2 separate regions of the Homo sapiens genome follow, and region 2 is linked to region 1. The links are chromatin loops, found by intact Hi-C in ENCODE. Cell type or tissue: PC-9. All regions are shown on one strand. Each heading gives the region's core, and the rest is flanking DNA. Links, peaks and the distances in the headings are about the cores only.

Evidence for each region. Peaks named below come from ENCODE experiments on the same cell type or tissue, not always from the same donor. Only the 100,000 strongest peaks of a DNase experiment are listed, where the experiment ranks them.
Region 2: a loop joins it to region 1, with 14 times the contacts of the local background. A loop is called at or near these places in 2 of 110 quality-filtered maps.

What each region holds. Positions count from the first base shown.
Region 1 is chr5:167,694,170-167,704,617 of GRCh38, forward strand. The region is part of intron 4 of TENM2 (teneurin transmembrane protein 2); the gene reads left to right. Among named protein-coding and RNA genes, the nearest start is that of TENM2-AS4, 39 kb to the left of the region's middle. RefSeq lists enhancers at 4,008-4,714, 5,420-6,125. In PC-9, for the core only: no CTCF peak of the experiment used is centred there; a DNase peak (open chromatin) is centred at 5,462; H3K4me3 peaks cover 617 bases; H3K27ac peaks cover 3,601 bases.
Region 2 is chr5:167,289,502-167,299,949 of GRCh38, forward strand. All of the region lies in intron 3 of TENM2 (teneurin transmembrane protein 2), which reads left to right. TENM2-AS2 (TENM2 antisense RNA 2) reads right to left here. Exons shown (of 3, transcript NR_199036.1): 2 at 7,962-8,049; 3 at 6,911-7,042. Among named protein-coding and RNA genes, the nearest start is that of TENM2-AS2, 8.6 kb to the right of the region's middle. RefSeq lists enhancers at 5,153-6,352, 5,377-6,192, 8,153-8,858. In PC-9, for the core only: no CTCF peak of the experiment used is centred there; DNase peaks (open chromatin) are centred at 5,550, 6,100 and 6,350; H3K4me3 peaks cover 821 bases; H3K27ac peaks cover 2,835 bases.

The sequences.
Region 1 (10,448 bases), core at 1,610-9,609:
ATTTCTCATCCCAAGTGAGCCCATTTAACATCTTGTGGCTATCAACTTACAAGGTAAGACAGTAAGAGAGGGCTGGTTCTCAATTATGGCCTTATGTTGGAAGCACCTGGGGATCTCTACAAAACTGGGATCCTGATTGAATTGGTCAGGGTGTGGCCTGGAACTCAGGCTGTTAAGAGCTTCCCAGGTGATTCTCATCCACAGCCCAGGTTCTGAACCAATATTTAAAATAGCAGAGCATCCCTTAAAATAGCAGAGCATCCCTTTCCCCAGGACTAGAGGTGACTCAGCTGTATTTTCTGTGCCTGTGTTTGACGAATTAGTTGCAAATTATATTCCTGCTTTTACATAGTAATTAAAACAGTCATGTTTTCATGGGAGGTTCCTTCATGCTGAGCCTATCCACTCTGTCATTTCTTTGCTTCCTTAGTATGTTGTCTTTTAAATGAGCTTAGTGGAAAAAGTCTGGTTGGTGCATTCTGAGCCTGCTAATCATTTCTTTCCTTTCCCATCCTTTTGAGAATCGGGCCCCAGCTCTTAATCTCTTGGTGTGCATGAATAGTTCTCATTAGTTGTGGTAAGTGCGTTAAGTGAAACTAACTATAGAAGCTCACTGAAACTGGACCGTGTAATCACATTGTTCATCAGAAGGGATTTTAATGTTTACATGCAGAAAAAAAAATTGTCATCACAAGTAGATAAATAGCCCATTATTTTACACTTGAGTTGGTACAGCAGGAGCAAACAGCCACCAAACTACTTCTGTTGACATTCCAGTTGAGCTGCACATAAGAGACATGTGGATGTATCCTGTATATTCTCAGACAACATTCATCTACTCTTGCTTCTGATGTCATTTCCCAATGGGGTAAATATGTCTCTGAAGCTTTATTCCTCCTTTGTGGGAATCGGATCCCCAGTTTTTAGCCATGCTTATTCACAGAGCAGAATTTTCCAGAGTATGGGAGCTACACATACCATAGGCACAGCACCTGCAGTGGCATTAAATAAGTTGGGTCACATAATGAGGGGTAGGCAAACTTTATCTGTAAAGGACCAGATAGTAAGTATCTTAGGCTTTGCAGGCCATGAGGTCTCTGTTGCTACTACTCAGTTCAGCCATTTTAGCACTAAAGCAGCTGTAGGTAAAACGTAAGGAATGGGTGTGGCACCAAAAAAACTTTTATGCACACTGAAATTGGAATTTCATATAATTTTACATGTGAAATGTTATTCTTCTTTTGATATTTTTAGCCATTAAAAAAATATAAAACTCCTTCTTAACTCTAGTTTGTATAAAAACAATCCTTGGGCCAGTTTGCAGACTCCTGCCATTGGAGGAGTCTCAGTGGGATGCTAGACTTTAATGCCTCTCTAAAACATATGAATTTTACATTTTAACAGAGGGAAAGGGTTCAGGTTTGTCTCTGAATCAGACAAAAATAGTTAGCTGGAAATAAAGCATATTGTGTTGAACTTTTTACATTTTATTTTAAACATTTTATTTTACCCTCTATCTGTGGCTACTAAGTGAATTTCTACTTAGAATGGTGATTTAAAAAAAAAAAAAACAAAACAGAATTGGCTGGGTGCGGTGGCTCACGCCTGTAATCCCAGCACTTTGGGAGGCCGAGGTGGGCGGATCACGAGGTCAGGAGATCGAGACCATCCTGGCTAACATGATGAAACCCCGTCTCTGCTAAAAATACAAAAAATTAGCCAGGTGTTGTGGCGGACACCTGTAGTCCCAGCTACTGGGGAGGCTGAGGCAGGAGAATGATGTGAACCTGGGAGGTGGAGCTTGCAGTGAGCCGAGATTGCACCACTGCACTCCAGCCTGGGCGACAGAGCAAGACTCCGTCAAAAAAAAACAAAAAAACAAAAAAAAAACAACAACAACAATTGATTTACAAACAAAAATATTAAGTAAAGAAGAGGCCAGGTGATACATGGCTATGATGAAAATCATGAGGTGATATTTATGATATTTGAAGGGTTGGTATTTGGGAATCTGCTGTCCAGGTTTGATTACCTGTGAGTGTTTTTTCCTTGGGAGGAATATCTGTAGTTCTGAAAAAAGTAGCTTATTATTTTTTCACTACAACTTATGATATTATAAAAATTTAAAAAGAGCCCCTGATGAAACATACACATTTCCTCTGATACTTTCATCAAAGCCAGCCAAGGTATAAAAACCAAGGTAAAGTAAGGTTAAAACTTGTGATGAGTCCTGAAATGCATAGAACAATAGTAGTTCCATTGTCTCCCTTCACAGTCTGTGGATTTCATGTAGTTCTCTGCCACACTTTTTATCTCAACACTTCACATGTTTTTACTGAAGGATCAGGAGCTCACTTATTTATCGTTCTCTAAAATGGTGAGCCTCCCTTTTCTTTGTATGAAAATACTCAATATATGTTTAAACAAATCAACAGAAATAGGAAAAACAGATGGTGAAAGGATTATGAGGCATTCTTTGAAAAGAGAGTGTGCTGTATTTTCTACACGGGAATGACCAGTTGCTCTTTGATCTCAAATGTCTCCGTTAGCGCGAAGGCCCTGCTTGCACTCAAAACCACACTTTGTCGGAGAGACTCGTGCTACAGCCTCCTGAGGATCTCCCAGCTGCTCCTCTTGCACCTCCCTGGAACCATTCCTTACTTCCCACCTCCTCCTCTTCCATTCTCACCCAGCAGCCAGTAAGACCTTAAAAAGTGAATCAACCAGTTAACAGTCTTGCTTAAAAACCTCAAGAAGCTCATCACCTAACTTGGGAAAACAAGCGTCTACACTCTCTATCTGAGGCCGTCAACCAGGCCCTGCACAGTTTAGCCCTGCCATTCCATGGCCTCTGCGCATGCTTCCTCTTCCTTCCAGCCCTTACCCTCCTCCAGTTTCTCACACTTGCCTGGTTCTTGCCTGTCTTTAGATGCCAATAGCACCACAGTCATCCCTGTTGTGACAACCAAAAATGCCTCTGGATGGTGCTGAATGACCTCTCAAGGGTAAAACCCCTGTCTGCCTGAGAAAGGCTGCTCCATCTGGAACACTGTCCCCCATGACACCCGCTCCTTGTTTGAAGCTCAGCAGGCACTTCCCTTCCATAGAAGGCCCTCCTTGGCTCCCACTTTTAGAAATAGTTCCTCCGATTTGAACCTTTCATTCTATATTTCACTTTTCCTTATAAGGACTTATTTCGAATTGTAATCACGTATGCATCCTGTGTTCATTAGTTTAATATCTGTTGACTAGATTATAAGCTCCCTGAAGCCATGCTAATTTGTTCACTGCTTTATTTTCAGCATTTATCACAGTGCCTGGCACATTGCAGTGGATTAATCCATATATTTTGAATGAAAGAGTTATCAATTTTTTTTTGAGATATAGTTTAGCTCTTGTTGCCTGGAGTGCAGTGGCACCATCTCGGCTCACTGCAACCTCTGCCCCCAGGTTCAAGCGATTCTCCTGCCTCAGCCTCCCTACTAGCTGGGATTACAGGCACCCGCCACCATGTCCAGCTAATTTTTGTATTTTTAGTAGAGACAGGGTTTCACCATGTTGGGCAGGCTGGTCTCGAACTCCTGACCTCAGGTGATCTGCCCGCCTCAACTTCCCAAAGTGCTTGGATTACAGGTGTGAGCCACTGCACCCAGCCAAGAGTTATCAATTTTAAGTCAAATTTATATTTCATAATCTTGTGGACCTACTATTCTATCACCATCCCTAGCTGTTATGCTTAGGTTATTTAACAAAGAAAAATAAGTCATCGGGAACTTGAAATATAATCGCCTGACAAGGTATCCCTCTAAGTGATTAAATTTCTGTTTTATTAGGGTTCAAACAAGTGCTCGGTATTTGCCTTTATTTTCCAAGAAAATAAATCTATCTCCAAATGCCACAGAGAGAAATTTATCTTTTCCTTTACTCATTGTATGCACTGATCTTGTGTTCAGATCTGATTACCCTTAACAGGCAGCCTCTATGTGCAGTAACTTGAGCTCTTTTCCTTAGTTTCTCCTTTACCAGTAACTCCCTGGTTGTTTTTACCTTCGTAACTACCTTTCCGGTCAAAGTACTGCATCTCTTTCTGTAAGATGATGGCTTCAGATCACCTTCTCATTTTTCTCACGTTTATTTTCAAATGTGTCTCCACACAAGCCCAGCCTGTCATAGACCATGTTTTACTGTTCTGAGTGACTTGACATTCCCTGACCAGACCATGCTGTCTGTCTCTCCATCAGGCTCCACACTGTTCCCTGTGCTAGAACACTGTCATCCATAATGGTCTCCTAAAAACAGCCCCTTAATCCCCAAGATTAACTGGATGTCTCCCCGACCCACCTACCCAGGTCCTGGTCTCCTGGGTGGCCACTGCACAGATATACTGTACTGCAGTTGCCTGTTTATTTGGTTTTCCCTTCCATTGCTTGAAAATGCATAGTGGGAAGAACAGAGAATGGCTTCCATAAATAGTTTTTCTGTGTGTGTGTGTGTTTTGTTTTGTTTTTTGTTTTTTTTTTTTTTTTTTTTTTGAGACATAATCTCGCTCTTTTGCCCCGGCTAGAGTGCAGTGGTGCGATCTCTGCTCACTGCCAGCTCCTCCTCCCGGATTCACGCCTTTCTCCTGCCTCAGCCTCCTGAGTAGCTGGGACTACAGGTGCCCGCCACCACGCCCAGCTAATTTTTGTATTTTTAGTAGAGGCGGGATTTCACCGTGTTAGCCAGGATGGTCTTGATCTCCTGACCTTGTGATCTGCCTGCCTCGGCCTCCCTGATTGCTGGGATTACAGGCGTGAGCCACCCTGCCCGGCCCCATAAGTACTTTTAAAAGAAATAATGAAGTTCCTTTTAAAGTGTAAACCCCTTAGAACTGAGAATTAATTCTACAGTTAGCTAGTTATAAAAGTCTAGAGAAAATGGAACATAAGACAGCCATATCTTTTGGCTTTGATTAGTAAAAAGAAATATATATGACTGTCACAGAAGATAGTCCTAAATGTGTAAGATGCTTCACAAAACAGAGATAAAGAGTATGTCCTGTCCTTAAAATTAAAATTTGGAAGGATTAATAGTGGCTCAACACACTAGAATGCTGCGTTAAGTAGTATGTGAAGTCTCATCCAAGCCCAATAAAATGAATAATTTGATCCATCAGCAAAGTGTGCTATGAATATCAAGCAGGGAAGGCCAGAGGTTTAGTGTCTAAAACTAAAGGGGTAAGTAAAGATGTAAAAGGAACACCCAAACGAAATCTCGGCTTATTTTACCTTATTTTTAAGTCAGAGAATTGTGTACTTGAAAAGACCTCTTTCCACATCCCCAAGTCTTACTTTACAGATGAATCACCTTACTTTCAGCTGAAGCAGCTAAGGTTCTCAGAATAAGTATGCTGAGCATGTCTCTGCTGTAGCCAGATAGAACTAGAACAATGCCCTGCCCTGCTGATTATCTTTGTAAGAATTCTGAACCCTGCTGAGTTTATGGGGCAACATTCCTATGGCCTGACTTGCAGCTTAAGTGGCTTCTGAATCGAACATCCCTCCTCCAGTGGTTGAGAGACACAGACTGGCACTTAGTAACAATGCAGCAATGATATATTTAGTATCAACCATGAGCCAGGCTTTTGCTGAACAGTTTACTATGCAGTAGGTTCCCCACAAGCCCCAACAATCCTATGTAGTAGAAAGTATTAGTTTCCCTAATATGCAAATGAGAAACCTGAGGCTTTAAAGATGAACTGACTTGGAAAAATCACATAGCTAGAAATGGAGAGAGCTGGACTTTGACCCAATCAGTCTGGCTCTGAATTCACTTCTGTAAATGCAATAATATATTGGGGTTCAGGGAAAATTTTTACATAGCACTTTTGAGGACATCTTGAGTTCTTCAGACCTCTTCACAGACATGCCATATCATAGAAACAGAAAAAAATTTGCAAAGACACTTAGTGTCTCTGAAAAGATAGAACAGGCTTAAAGAGTACCTGACTCAAAAAATTTACAAAATCCCACTGCTCCCTTGATAGAGAGATCAGATGGAACATGAAATAAAGTACTTCCTTTAAAGTCCTTTAAGAATTTAAATGTGAAGATAGAGGTCATACATGATATACATTAAGATGAAAGTAATTAAGAGCTAGCATTCTCTGGGGACCTGCTAAGTACTAGGGGTTGGGCCAAGTGTTTTACAAACATTATCACTCGAATCCCCACAACCCTTGGGCAGGGGCCTGCATGTTCAGGTTGTACACTGCAGAACTCCAAGGGGCACCATTCATTTAGACTAACATGCATGGTAGCTTTAGGTGGTGCAGTGGCCTGACCTATGAGATTGTTAAACGTTTAATGGTTAGTTCAGACTTCACATAGCCAGGAAGGGACTGAGCTGGGATTGGAACCCAGAACACTTTACTCACAGAGTCCTTGCTTCTCACTGCTCTTGGTACACCTATGCCCCTGTAAACATCCTCTCTCAGGGTAGAGAATCAGGCTAATTTAATCAGCATGGCCATGCTTTTCTGGGTTATATGAAATTATTCTCTGTAAGAATCTCAAAGCCAGCAGTTAATGATTTGGTACCATTATCAGTTGATTGTGGATATCACAATTCGGTCCATCTTGAAGTGGTATGTTTTGATAAACTGATTCCATTTAAATGTGTATCGATTCTATGTTCAGTACCATTATCCTTCCTTTTAGTATAACGTGCACTGAAAAAATAAAATTGCGTTCAGAAATAATACTTAGTTCAGCCCCAGTACACACAGTTGTTATATTTCTTAAAAAAAAAAAAAAAAAAAAAAAAGCTAGCAAGTTTTTGGGGAACTCCAGGGAAAACAATATGTGAATTAATTTTCGTTTCAAAAGAACAGCAGGAATTATTCAGGTAAAAATATTTATGTTAATATGCTACAACTGCCACATTTCATCTGTGTGACCACTAGTGCTTTCTAAACAGCTGCTAGAAAAATGTACACAAGAAATGTGTGAGGTCTATGGAAAATGTAATTTTTGTATTCTAGCTATTACATTTTTTCCCAGTCATTACATCTCCCCCAACTCTTGCAGGATGTGGGTTTTTTGCATAAGTTGCAAATTCACAGTTAAATGAGGCACCTTTTGGACTTGGCTAAATATGTATGAACATGAAGTTATGAATCTATGAACTGGTTTGAAAGGTAGAACCATGTGATGTTGGCATTATCGTCATGTTGGGTTTTGGGTGTTTGTTTTTTTTTTTTACATCAGTTTAAAATTACTTTGCATGAAATTAGCATAGAGTAGCAATTACTCATTCTTACTCTGTATACCTTCTCACGTTCCAGTGAGAAGAAGAAAACAACATAGGTTCGTGACATGTAATATTTGAGACCATTGACTTTGCTTCTCACTAACTGCATGTGATAATTTGGGCAGGTCACTGAAGCTCTGGTTCTGTGTCTTACTTGAAAAATAGGAAGGATAATAAGCCCTCACCTCATAGATTGTTCTAAGGGTTCATTAAATAGATACATACATACAATGTTTGGCAAAGTGCCTGATTCCTAGTTAGTGGAACTCTAAATTGTAGTTGTTATTACTGTATTGTATTATTCTCTGGTCTGCATTGGGAAAGGATCTGCCTGCATTGCTGTATAAGTATTTTGTTATTTTAATGATAGTTTCTAACTTTTCAGGTGACCTTTCCTTATTGATATTTATGTTCATGTTGTGATAAACTGGAACTATACTAAAAGTAAATATGTCTCTTTAAATGTTATTTTCTATCAGTTCCTTCTAGAGAATATTTGTTTTGGCAAGTAGAGGTATATCCTGCTTTAATCAACCCATCAGGCTTATTCAATTCAAGGAATTTTCAACCATTTTGAAGATTGCAAAAGCTATTGAGAACTATAAAATGTGTTCCCTGCCTTTGAAAAGATCTGGAAAAGGATTATTGACATCTTTTTATACAGAAGAGGAAACACTCTGAAACGCCAAAGAAAGGTTTACATCAAATATAATAACTGATGACATGCTGATTTAAGCATTTAATGAGCAAATCCTATTAACTCTGCCCACCCATTCATTCAGTTACACAAATGAAATAACATCTGAACTTCCATGCATGGGTGACCAAATCCCATACACAAGGTAATGAAGGATAGAGCTGCTTGGGTTTTACTATCATGTCTTTCCATGGGAAAGTTCTGCCTTTCACGTGTGTCTAGGTGCTCTCTTTATTAGCTGAATTCATCTCTGTCTTGCCAACACACTTGCTTATACACTGATGCTATGATTTGGGTCTTGTGTGTCTCTATGGGGCCAGATTACTCATAGAATTTCACTTTGTTTTAATAAAGAAAGGGCTAATTTATATATGTATGTATGTATGTGTGTGTGTGTATATATATATATATATATACATATATATATATATTTCTTTACATAGTAAAAGTTTTCCCAAGAACTGCTGTGTTTTTTTGTTTTTTTGTTTGTTTTGTTTGTTTTTATTGTTTGTTTTGTTTGAGATGCAGCCTCCCTCTGTTACAAGACTCTCAGGCTGGAGTGCAATGGTACAATCTCGACTCACTGCAACCTCCGCCTCCTGGGCTCAAGCGATTCTCCTGCCTCAGCCTCCCAAGTAGCTGGGATTACAGGCATGCGCCACCATGCCCAGGTAATTTTTGTATTTTTAGTAGAGACGGTGTTTCACCATGTTGGCCAGGCTGGTCTCAAACTCCTGACCCCATGATTCGCCCGCCTCAACCTCCCAAAGTGCTGGGATTACAGGCGTAAGCCACCACGCCCAGCCACTTTTTTATTTTCTTCAAAAGTCCTTGCTTACACACACAACCTCTCTCCCTCTGTCTCCCTCTTGCTCTATTTCTGTCTTGTTCTTGATTTCTCTCTTTCACATATGCACAGGCAGAGGCACTCATACCTACATTCATATAGACCTTTTAGTCTTTCTTCTCATGGTATTATTCCATATGCCACAATTGCCTCGGCTACAACTAGTCCAGAAATTTCCAATCCATAGCCATATATGCTAAATGACACCTATAGTAAGTGGTATACAGCCTTAAAAAGACTACATTAAGCCAGACATAGTGGCTCACACCTGTAATCCGAGAACTTTGGGAGGTGGAGGTGGGTGGATCACCTGAGGTCAGGAGTTCAAGACCAGCCTGGCCAACATGGTGAAACCCTGTCTCTACTAAAACTACAAAAATTAGCCGAGCATGGTGGCACACCACCGTAATCCCAGCTACTCGGAAGGCTGATGTGGGAGAACTGCTTGAACCCAGGAGGCGGAGGTTGCAGTGAGCCAAGATCGCACCAATGTACTCCAACCTGGGTGACAAGAGTGAAACCATCTCAAAAAAAAAAAAAAAAAGGCTACATTAACTCCTGATTTAAGCAGCAAATGAATTGGGTGTGAGTCTTACTTGTTAAACAAAGAAGACTCTCCGTAGGATTACTTTATATCATTTAGAAAAAGACAGTTTTTATTTTTTTCTGGAAATGTACGGTAGAACCCAAGAAGTAGTATACTAAATTAGTACTAGTCTTCAAAAATGTATAGTCTCATTGATGTACTGATTTCAGAAAAACTACGTCAGCAACTTAGGTCTTTTCGTGTGATGTAGCAATTAGTTTTCTGCTAGGCTGATAGAAGAAAGTAAAAAGAGGCAAGGATTTGTTCCTCAAATTATTGTGCTTAGGTGTTTTGTTGTGCTTCAAAAGTTTGTGTTTGGTTTTTGTGGTTATTTAACCCCTCTTTCCAGCCCCCTTTCTTAACCTGAAGAAGAGGTGGAAGGAATAGAGAGGAACAAGGAAGGAATCAAGCTTTTGTCTTAATAAGAGAAGAAATTCTTTGAGGGTGCAAAATTATTTCTAGGTAGTTCTGAACTTGGTTTCCTCAGAGAACTGTGTGGTGGAAATTGGCCGTGGTACAAGCCTATGTTGGATTACCTTGCTTAAAGCTTTTAATCACTCATTTGAGTTCCACCTTGGTATGGGATATTGAGAGGTAGCTGGAGGGAGGATGCATCTTCTCCACTTACCTTCATGAGGCCACCCAATCAGTCTTTTCACACTCTGGGTCCCTGTCTGAACAGAGGACTTTTATTTGTCAATACAGATAATTCCTCTGGGTGTAATCTTAGCCTATACTTTAATTTCAACTTTAAGAATTTTGTTTTTCTGAGAGCTACAACCATGGCACATCTTATCCAACAGGAGCCATTCCTACTCATTCATTTAATACAAACGCGTAAGACCAAAATCAGTGTGTTAGGTGAAGTCATTCCTTGTGAGGAAAAGTAAATGCCTCTGATAAAATAATGTTTCACCCTCCTGCATCATCATAATTAAGAAGATAAAATGTATTCAAACAGAAGACTTAAATACCAATATTAGGTGGCATGGGATTGAGTACAGAAATAGCAATGAAGGAAGAGGGCA
Region 2 (10,448 bases), core at 1,146-9,145, 410 kb before region 1:
CAGTTCTCTCAATCAGTTAAAGCAAAGAGATAAATCCTACCGGCTATTTGATGTGCTTTAAAAAGCATGTAAACAAAAATCAACACACATACACATTTTAGGCTAGGTTTGGTTTTGGTACTCCATAAACTAATTCTTGCTCCTATGATCTTTAAAATAATGTGGGCAATAACTTTTGCTCTGTATAATTTGGCATAATGTACATTTAAACAGTGTTAATGAGCTGAAAACTCATGAACCACTAGTAAGCTAGAGTATTACCTGCAATGATTCAATTAACTTATATAATAATTGTGGGAATACTTTGGAAATTGTAAATATTTCTTTCTATGCCTTTGTCTTAAAATAGCCATTTTTCCACTATACCTAAATAATAATTAAAAGGTTCTAGTTTGAAAACCTCAGCACTTTAATTTACCTACAAAGAATACCTTGTAGATGTTAGTAAAGTTCAAGAGTTTCTGTGGTCAGTATCTTGAAGGCTGAAATGTACCTTGAGAAGATTGCTTTCCATTTATTTTCCCACTTCCAGGTAGGACTTCTTTTCATAACTCAACTAAGAATAACACAATGCCTTCTAGTCTTTGGTTGTATTGTTTTTTCTTTTTTAAAAAATATCCTTAGAAAAAGAGAATCTACAACTTTTCAATGTTATCTTTTTGCTGGATAACTTGAATCCTTGTTGTTTTATATGGGAGGCATATGTGAAAAGAGTAATGAATGAAGACTCTGGAGTTCAACTTTGTCCATATCCCAGTGCTGATGGGTACCGCTAGTGTGATCTTGATCAAATTCTAGAACACAGACTGAGTCTCATTTTCTCCATTTGTAAAAGCTCTACCATATATAGGTATTGGGTTTATTTCTTACAATTGTGTATTTATTAGATCTGGACATTATCTTTCTTTTAATAAGTGCTAGTAGTTATCGTTACAGTTATTGTCACTTTAACCCTACTACCAGCAGAAGTGGCGATCACTTGCTCTCCGACCCTAATAATACTTTGGTGCAACAGAAATTTTTCTTTCCTCTTGATTTGTTTCCCATGACTTGCAAAAATTCTGACATTTTCAAACTCAGAACTTTTTTCCAGCTTGTTCATAGAGTGTGTCTGACTCTCTATCCACCATACATTTCTTTCCCAAAGATGAACATAACTCATACATTATTTTCCTATTTTTAGACAGGAATGAAAGATACTATCTAACAACTGTCAACTGATGCCAACACACTGTAAGAGAGTTGCTAGTCAGACAATTTTACAAGTCAAAAAAAAAAAAAATAGATTGGAAAAACTGCTCTAAGGTAGTGTCATAGGATACAAACACTTTTTTTAAGTGTGCATTTTATGGCATGTAAATCCATACATATTTCAGAAATGAGTTTAAGAGTAGATTTAATCCATATAAATGCTGGATAAAATTAATCCATTTTCGTCACTTTATGGGCAATAATTTGGAGTCTATGTCAGAGAGTCAATGTTTTGGATTTTCATCATTGATGCTTACTACCCTTCTAGGAATATGTCTATATTTTTTGATAACTTTAGCCATTTGGCAACTATCTTCATGTTTGCCCAACTGTTATCCTCCCAGTAATTATCTATTGTCAATTCTGTGTTCAACTTTATATTTAACTTTCTTTGAATTACCTTCCTTCTCCTGCTCTTTCTCAGTGGAAATTCCCCAGAGTTTCACCCTAATCCTATACTCTTCTTCTCCATAGCACTTTCTTTAGAACACTCTTATTCATATGACTTCAGTGGCCACTATTTCTGCTTCTGAAAACTTTTTCATTTACAAACAATAGTATCCCAGTTCAAATTAGCTTACTTGAAAGGGTAATGTTTTGGCAGACATCACCAGTAATCTAAGAAAGCATCTGCCCTCACACTTATCATCTCTCACAAGATTCTCATTCTCATATATTGGCTTTATTCTTTGGAGCGATCTCTTTGAAGATGTCTGCTGATTACCCCCACTCTCACATTTTCTCATTTGGTAACATCACTGGAAAGAGTCCCTTGTTTATATATATGGTTGGGGTTTATTTTGCTGTTTTCAGCAGAATATTCTCCAGGTAGATATTCAGGCTGGCCTGGCATGGGACACATGCTGATGATACCTATATCTACCATTTTACGGCTGTAGCTGGCCACATCTTGGATGTAGGTTTATCCTGTGCTTGGAGATAGCTTACAGTGAGTGCCTCCTAAACCTGATGGAATGAATTCCGCACAGGAAAGAAAGACTCTGATAGCTGCAGTAGACTGTAAACACTAACTGGCCTGATAACAAATGCTCCTAATGCTAGTGAGGCTGAAGTTTAAGGCTTCCTTTCTGTAGTCTATCTAAGCTGTATTGGTCCATTCTCACACTGCTAATAAAGACATACCTGAGACTGGGTAATTTATAAGGAAAAAGAGGTTTAATGGACTTACAGTTCCACATGGCTGGGAGGCCTCACAATCATGGTAGAAGGCAAAGGAGGAGCAAAGGCACATCTTACATGGCGGCAGGGAAGAGCACCTGTACAGAGGAACTGCCCTTCATAAAACCATCAAATCTCATGAGACTTATTCACTATCATGAGAACAGCATGGGAAAAACTTACCCCCATGATTCAATTACCTCCCACCAGGTCCCTCCCATCACACATGGGGATTATGGGAGCTACAATTCAAGATGAGATTTGAGTGGGGACACAGCCAAACCATATTATAAGCTTCACATCCACTTTGCTACTGGGCCTTGGAATATTTTATCTTTACATATCCAAGTGGGAAATTTAATTGTCTTTCCCTCAAAATTTGTTTCCGTTTTTCATTTCTCAGCTTTGGGGAATGGTATCACAGCCTTGCATTTTAGATAAAGTCTTCCAAGCCTCTTTTTTCTTGATCCTTTATATTGATGTTTACCACATCACACCTATTATTCCTGCTTCATTTATCTCAGTTTCAAGTTTCTCATTCCATGGGCAGCTTCCAATATTTCAACACTGGACAATTGCTTGAGCATTTCAATCGCCTCCTTCCCTAATTCTTTCCTCTGGCATGTTTTCCATAACATGGATAGTTTTGAGTTTTTAAAACACGGCCTTATTTTTCCCACTTCCCTCAAATTGATTCAAAAATATTTCAGGGGTTCCTAAAAGGCAACTGCAATTTGTGGGACACAACAATAAAAAAAGGTAAACATGGTTTCTAACCTCACAGAACCTGGCAGTTTTAAAATGGTAAGATATAACAGATATGTAACTAGGTACCTTATAAAAAACACTACAAAAGGGATAATATTGGATGGTTTTGGAGAGACCTCTAACCCAGATTTATGTCCGGAATGGCATCCCAGAAATTGTGGCATTCCTGCATACATTTGAGGGATGGGGAGGAGGTTGGACAATCAAAGAGGCAAGACAGTGTTCAGGCAAGAGTCATGGCATGTGCAAAGGCCCAGAGGTGACTACATTTTGTTGTTCCAAGGATGTCAAAGAAGTGTAGGTTGGATGAGCTAGAGTGGCAGAGAGAGACAGTCATGAAGACATTTCAGGGAGACAGTGCTGGTTTCAGCTTGTGGAGAGAGGAAAGATGGTCAGTTAGAGGTTGTGTCTTCATCTAAGCAAGGGAGCCTGGTGGCCTGAACTAGGATAGCAGAGATTGTTTGAGAAATGTTATTGAGATAAAAAGAGTGTTGGCTTTTTTGTTTGTTTGTTTGTTTTAAGGCAGAGCTTCACTCTTGTTGCCCAGGCTGGAGTGCAATGGTGCAATCTCTGCTCACAGCAATCTCCGCCTCCCAGGTTCAAGCGATTCTCCTGCCTCAGCCTCCCAAGTAGCTGGCATTACAGGGATGCGTCACCATGTCCGGCTAATTTTTTTTTTTTTTTTTTTTTTGTATTTTTTAGTAGAGACGGGGTTTCTCCATGTTGGTCAGGCTGTTCTCAAACTCCTGATCTTAGGTGATCCACCCGCCTCGGGCTTCCAAAGTGCTGGGATTACAGGCATGAGCCACCGCACCTGGCCCCTGATTGTTGGCTTTTTAGGATACCTTAAAAGTGGAGGCAGATATACTGTTCTGAGACTCCTGGGCATTGACTGCTTTTTTCTCTTGGAAAGAGAATATTGCCTTTCTGATGCTGAGTTTACTTAAAGAGCCAGGAAAGGTCAACGCTTGCAAATAACCCCTTAAGTGGAAGTACATAGATTGTTAGTTCAGGTTCTTCTGGAATGTTGGACATAAACCTAAGTATAAAAAATGTAGTGTTGCAACAAAAATTTGGATTTTTTTTTAAAATTTGTTAGATTCCTGCCTATGCAAAGGGTAGCACCAGCTACAGAGCACTTCATACGGATCCCAGGCAAGGAAAAAATAGAGAAGAGATTATGCTGCATCTGCCCCTTCTCTGTGTGGACCATGATACCATTGTTTGTTCTCTATCATGGACTAAATAAATCAGAGACTCTAAGTAGATGTGAGTTCTGTGTGTGTGTGTGTGTGTGTGTGTGTGTTCAACTGAGTGTGTGTTTTATCCCTGCCAATGGTAACTTTATTTGCAAAGCTGAGTACGTTTGGAAGATAGAAACAATACTTTCTTGCAACTGATGGGGTAAGCAGGCTAAGCAAAAAAAGAAAAGTCAAGGACATCCCTGAAGTTTCTGGTTATGGCAACTGACAAGATGTTACCATCAATCCCCAGGGCTTGAGACAGAGGATGGCCTGGTTTGTGGGTTAGATGGGATAGGTAACTGTCAACCTTTTGAATTGGAGGTATCCTGTAGGCTCTCCATGTGCAGATGTCTAATAGGCTGTGGCTGTCCAGTCTTGAAATTCTGGAGAGAGGCTTGAGCTGGATAAAGATTTAGCAGTTGACAGCTAATAATTTCATGGGACTTGGTATGATCATCTGAGAAAAAAATGTACAAGGAAGAGAAATAAGAAGTTCACATGACAGTGCAGGTACTCAAGGAATAGGAAGGGGAAGAAAATCCTGTGAAACAAGTGGGGGAAAAAAAAGAACACCTTACTTTCCTTTACATGTGCTATTCACTCAGTGCAAACTTGACCTGTCATTCCACAGGGCGAGTTTTATTCCCCATCCCACCACTCAGAGTTGACCTCCTTTATGTCCCCTAAATCAGAGGCCACAAAATTAATGTACATAGGACATATTCGGCCCCTAGATAGGTTTTATTTGGCCTATGGATTTCTTTAGAATTTTGAATCAAGTGCCAGTCTATTCACATTTCAGTTTGCCACAGGCCCCGTTTCTGCCTTCTGTCTTACACCAGTCCTATTCCTCTCAGGCCTTTATTTTATATGCCAAACCTCTGAAAGCTCTCACAATTGCAAAAATATCACGGATCTTCCTATGTCTATTTTTTTCTTGTGGAATACCTCTCTGCCTATTGCAAATCTATTCATCCCACAGGGTGTGACCTGTGGTTCACGTCTTTGGTGAAGCTTCCTGCCCTCTGAATTTTTATAGCCCTTAATGGGTTGTTATTGTTGTTATTATTCTCTTGATGAGTGACTCAGCATACATAGCACATGGATTCTATGACTCCTATGAATAGGGAAATAAACAAAGGGCTCTGCAGTTTTGTGCTCTGACTCATAGATGCAACTACCAGGGAATTTGCTCTTTTTAGTGGCTTGTTTCCTGTTCTAATGAGAAAAATGGAAAGCACAGCTCAGAAACAGACTCTACTTAGAAAATGTGGATGGTATGTCTGTCCAGCATGACAATGTCAAATCTCACATTTTGAAATGCCAACTTACAACTTTTCTGCCATTTACTCTGACACTAGCATGTTGAGTTGCACTAACAGTTCCTTTTTCTGATTATTGGTGATGCAATATTATCAGCTTCTCTTGGCTGGTGCCACATGTTGCAGTTAAGTCTCTGCAGCTGTCTACTCTGCGGTATGTATAGGAGGGCTTTGGTGCATATGTGATCTGTGCAGGGATGCCTTTCTGACCAGAACCTTTGGGAAAACTGCACAGTGAGAGACGGAAGAATTGCCAGGATCAGCCTTACCATGCTTTACAATCTGTGTCCAGGAGTGGCACTGCCCCACCCACTGATGAATCATCACACTGATATTATCAAAGGAGACATTACATTTTCAATGTCATGTTTTAGGTTTATAATTTAATTTTCAGCTCTGGCAATTCCAGAAGCATCCCTAGGGACATATGAAGAGGAAGGGGCTAGCGTGTACTCGAAATGAATACATGTTCATTTCTTGAGCACCTTAATTGGCATGCACATCTCACAAGCTCCCTTTTTCTCTGCTGCAGCCAAACTCTCTCACACCACCAAGTTACTCAATATTCCTCCTGCACTGACTGCCTTCCTTTCCACTCAACCTCAAGTCAGATCTACTTTAGTAATAAATCTCTGCTGGGAATGATCAGAACAAATACTGAGTGTGCACCACAATATTAAAAATAAGTGTAATATAGACTTATTTAATAAGGTCCAACAGACTTTTATAACATTTGGAATATTTTACCAAAGGTACTATCAGCATTATGTTTAATGCATTTTCTCCAAGACAGAAAAATCTTTTCAAGAATGAGGGGGGAAAAGAAAAAAAACACAAAACACAGAGAAAAGTCAGATGGGCTCTGATGCATTCTCACTCAACTAAATCTGTGATTCTCCTTCCTTTCCCAGATCTTTCTCTTCGGCCAGACCCACAAAATGTGAAGCCTCTTTGTGTTCACCCTGATTTATGAATAGTCGGCACTGGGCAATTGCGGTCCCAGTGGGATACATTTCAGTTTAAAAATAGTCTGAAGCACTTTCTTTCAAATTCCCACATGTCCACTGCCACCTCATAATATGTGCTTCTCCTTCTGTCCTTGTGCAGTTAAAGTCGGATCCATGTACGGGGAATGAAAGCACTGAATTTGTTTGTAGCACTTTGAACCAAAATGGTGAATTTATTTAGAGAGTAGTTCCAGCGAGTTAAGTTAGTTTCAATGGACATATTGGCTGCAACTGGAGCATTGATGGAAGGGAGGCATACTACTTTAATGTCCTCAAAAAGAAAAAAAGAAAGAAAGAAAATAAATAAATAAAATCCAGTCAACTGCAGGATAAGTATCCATAGGCCAAACAAATCCCTCTCAAAATGACTGCAAGTTCAGGTGACACCAACAGCTGTCAAAAGACCCCTGTTTGCCTGGCGGCAGCTTTGGGTTCAAATTCTTCCTAGTTTACAGTGACATTTCATTTAATGCTTGCACTCTGACTCCATTTGTCTGCCCTGCAAAAGCTCTGCAAAGAGCTGACCCAGTTAACACTTTCTGTTTCACAAACCCAGAGACTGAACAGCAGGGAGGCTACAGCAAAGTGCTGAGTTGTCCTAGCTGAGCAGTAAGGGGACAATGACTGTGGCCACAGTCCATGTCATTTTTGTTTCTAGACCAGTGGTGACTCATTGGACTCTCCTGGGCAGTTCTGAAAAGTCTGCATGTCCTAGTCTCACCCAAGACCAATTAAATCCCAATCTGTGGCAGGGAGGACCCAGGCATCAGCATTTTTTAAAACCAAATCTTTATATAAATAAAATGTCTCAAGGGATTTGAGTGCAAAAGGACATACTCTATAGAATATAATATTTCTTTGGTAACTGATGACATTTCAAGCTTATAGGACCTCATACTTAGCATAGTGACTTAGAATCTCACTTTTCACTCAGAAGCTCATAATAGAGTCTTTTGATTCTTCAGGGGTTTAGGTTAATAAATGCAATATAACCGAAGCTCATTATGTAGTGTTTCTAAACCACTATCGAGTAATCATTTGCTGGTGTATTAGGCATTGCAAGCCCTTGGTGCCATAGTCCATCTCCTTGTTTCTGAGTCAGAAGAAGCAGGTGGACTGATTCTTCTGGCACCCCTGCTTCTCAGCCCACATTGTGTCAAACATTAAAAGTGAGGTTTTAATTTGAGTACCTGGCTTGGAATGTAACAGGTAACAGTTGATTATGTTAATTGATCCAACGTCTTCAAAGTCAAAGCAGTAATGATGAATCTGGACCTACTATTGGAAGAAAATGATCAAGTTACATTTATGTTGAAAGATGAAGTCAGTAGGGAAAGATTCTGTTAAAATAGTGGGTTTCATGCGCATCCATGTGAAGAGACCACCAAACAGGCTTTGTGTGAGTAACAAGGCTGTTTATTTCACCTGGGTGCAGGCGGGCTGAGTCTGAAAAGAGAGTCAGCAAAGGGAGATAGGGGTGGGGCCATTTTATAAGATTTGGGTAGGTAAAGGAAAATTACAGTCAAAGGGGGGTTGTTCTCTGGTGGGCTGGAGTGGGGGTCACAGGGTGTTCAGTAGGGGAGCTTTTGAGCCAGGATGAGCCAGGAGAAGGAATTTCACAAGATAATGTCATCAGTTAAGGCAGGAACAGGCCATTTTCATTTCTTTTGTGGTGGAATGTCATCAGTTAAGGCAGGAACCGGCCATCTGGATGTGTACGTGCAGGTCACAGGGGATATGATGGCTTAGCTTGGGCTCAGAGGCCTGACATTCCTGTCTTCTTATATTAATAAGAAAAATAAAATGAAATAGTGGTAAAATGTTGGGGAAAATTTTTGGGGGTGGGATGGAGAGATAATGGGCGACGTTTCTCAGGGCTGCCTCGAGCGGGATTGGGGCGGCGTGGGAACCTAGAGTGGGAGAGATTAAGCTGAAGGAAGATTTTGTGGTAAGGGGTGATATTGTGGGGTTGTTAGAAGAAACATTTGTCATTTAGAATTATTGGTGATGGCCTGGATATGGTTTTGTATGAATTGAAAAACTAAATGGGGCCGGGTGCGGTGGCTCACGCCTGTAATCCCAGCACTTCGGGAGGCCGAGGGGGGCGGATCACGAGGTCAGGAGATTGAGACCATCCTGGCTAACACGGTGAAACCCCTTCTTTACTAAAAATACAAAAAATTAGCCGGGCGAGGTGGCGGGCGCCTGAAGTCCCAGCTACTCGGGAGGCTGAGGCAGGAGAATGGCGTAAACCCCAGGGGGCGGAGCCTGCAGTGAGCCGAGATCGTGCCACTGCACTCCAGCCTGGGCGACAGCGAGACTCCGTCTCAAAAAAACAAACAAACAAACAAAAAACCCAAAAACTAAATGGAATAAGAGAAGGAGAAAAACAGGTATTAAAGGTCTAAGAATTGGGAGGACCCAGGGCATCTAATTAGAGAGTGCCTAAGGAGATTCAGCATAGTCCTGCCAGCAAAGATTATTTATTTACTTTAAGAGTTAAGAGTGGCAGTTTGGGGATAGCACGAGGAGGTATCAGCTGTGATGGCTTGGAGAAACAGTGTAAACTGGCAGTGTAAACAAGAGCAGGGCATGTATGAGTAGTTGAGAACGGTGAATAGGAGTGTGACTAGACAGAAGATAGTAGGGATGACAAGTTTTTGGGGGCACAGTCCGAGTTGGTCTGGTGTCTGGACTGAGACTGGGGCTTAATAAAAAGGAGCGTCCATACAGGAGCTCAAATGGGCTGTACCCTGTAGCATTCCGAGGACAGGCCTGACTTCTGAGAAGGGAAAGTGGTAAAAGTATTGTCCAGTCCTTTTTAAGTTGGTGGCTGAGCCTGGTGAGGTGTGTTTTTAAAGGACCTTTAGTCCGTTCTACCTTTCCTGAAGACTGAGGACTGTAAGGGATATAAAGGTTTCACCGAATACCAAGAGCCTGAAAAACTGCTTGGCTGATTTGACTAATAAAGGCTGGTCTGTTAACAGACTGTATAGAGGTGGGAAGGCTAAACTGAGGAATTATGTCTGACAGAAGGAAAGAAATGACTGCAGTGGCCTTCTCAGACCCTGTAGGAAAGGCCTCTACCTATCCAGTGAAAGTGTCTACCCAGACTAAGAGGTATTTTAGTTATCTGACTGGGGACATGCTGATTAAAGCTAATTTGCCAGTCCTGGGTGGGGGCAAATCCTCGAGCTTGATGTGTGTAGGGAAGGGAGGGGGCCTGAATAATCCTTGAGAAGTAGTAGAACAGCAGATGGAACACTGAGAAGTTATTTCCTTGAGGATAGATTTCCACGATGGAAAGGAAATGAGAGGTTTTAAGAGGCAGGCTAGTGGCCTGTACTATAGCATAGCCTGCCTTTGCTGGTGTGTGGCGATTAGGCCTGGTGGAACTGCCATCAATAAACTAAGTGTGATCAGGGTGAGGAACAGGAAAGAAGGAAATATGGGGAAATGGGGTGAACGTCAGGTGGATCAGAGAGATGCAGTCATGAGGGTCAGGTGTGGTATCTGGAATAATGTGGGAGGCTGGATTGAAGTCCGGGCCAGGAACAATGGTAATTATGGGAGACTCAACAAAGAGTGAGTACAGCTGAAGGAGCCAGGGAGCAGAAAGTATATGTGTCAGGTGGGAGGAAGAAAAGATTTTGGAAGTTACGAGAAATGTAGAGAGT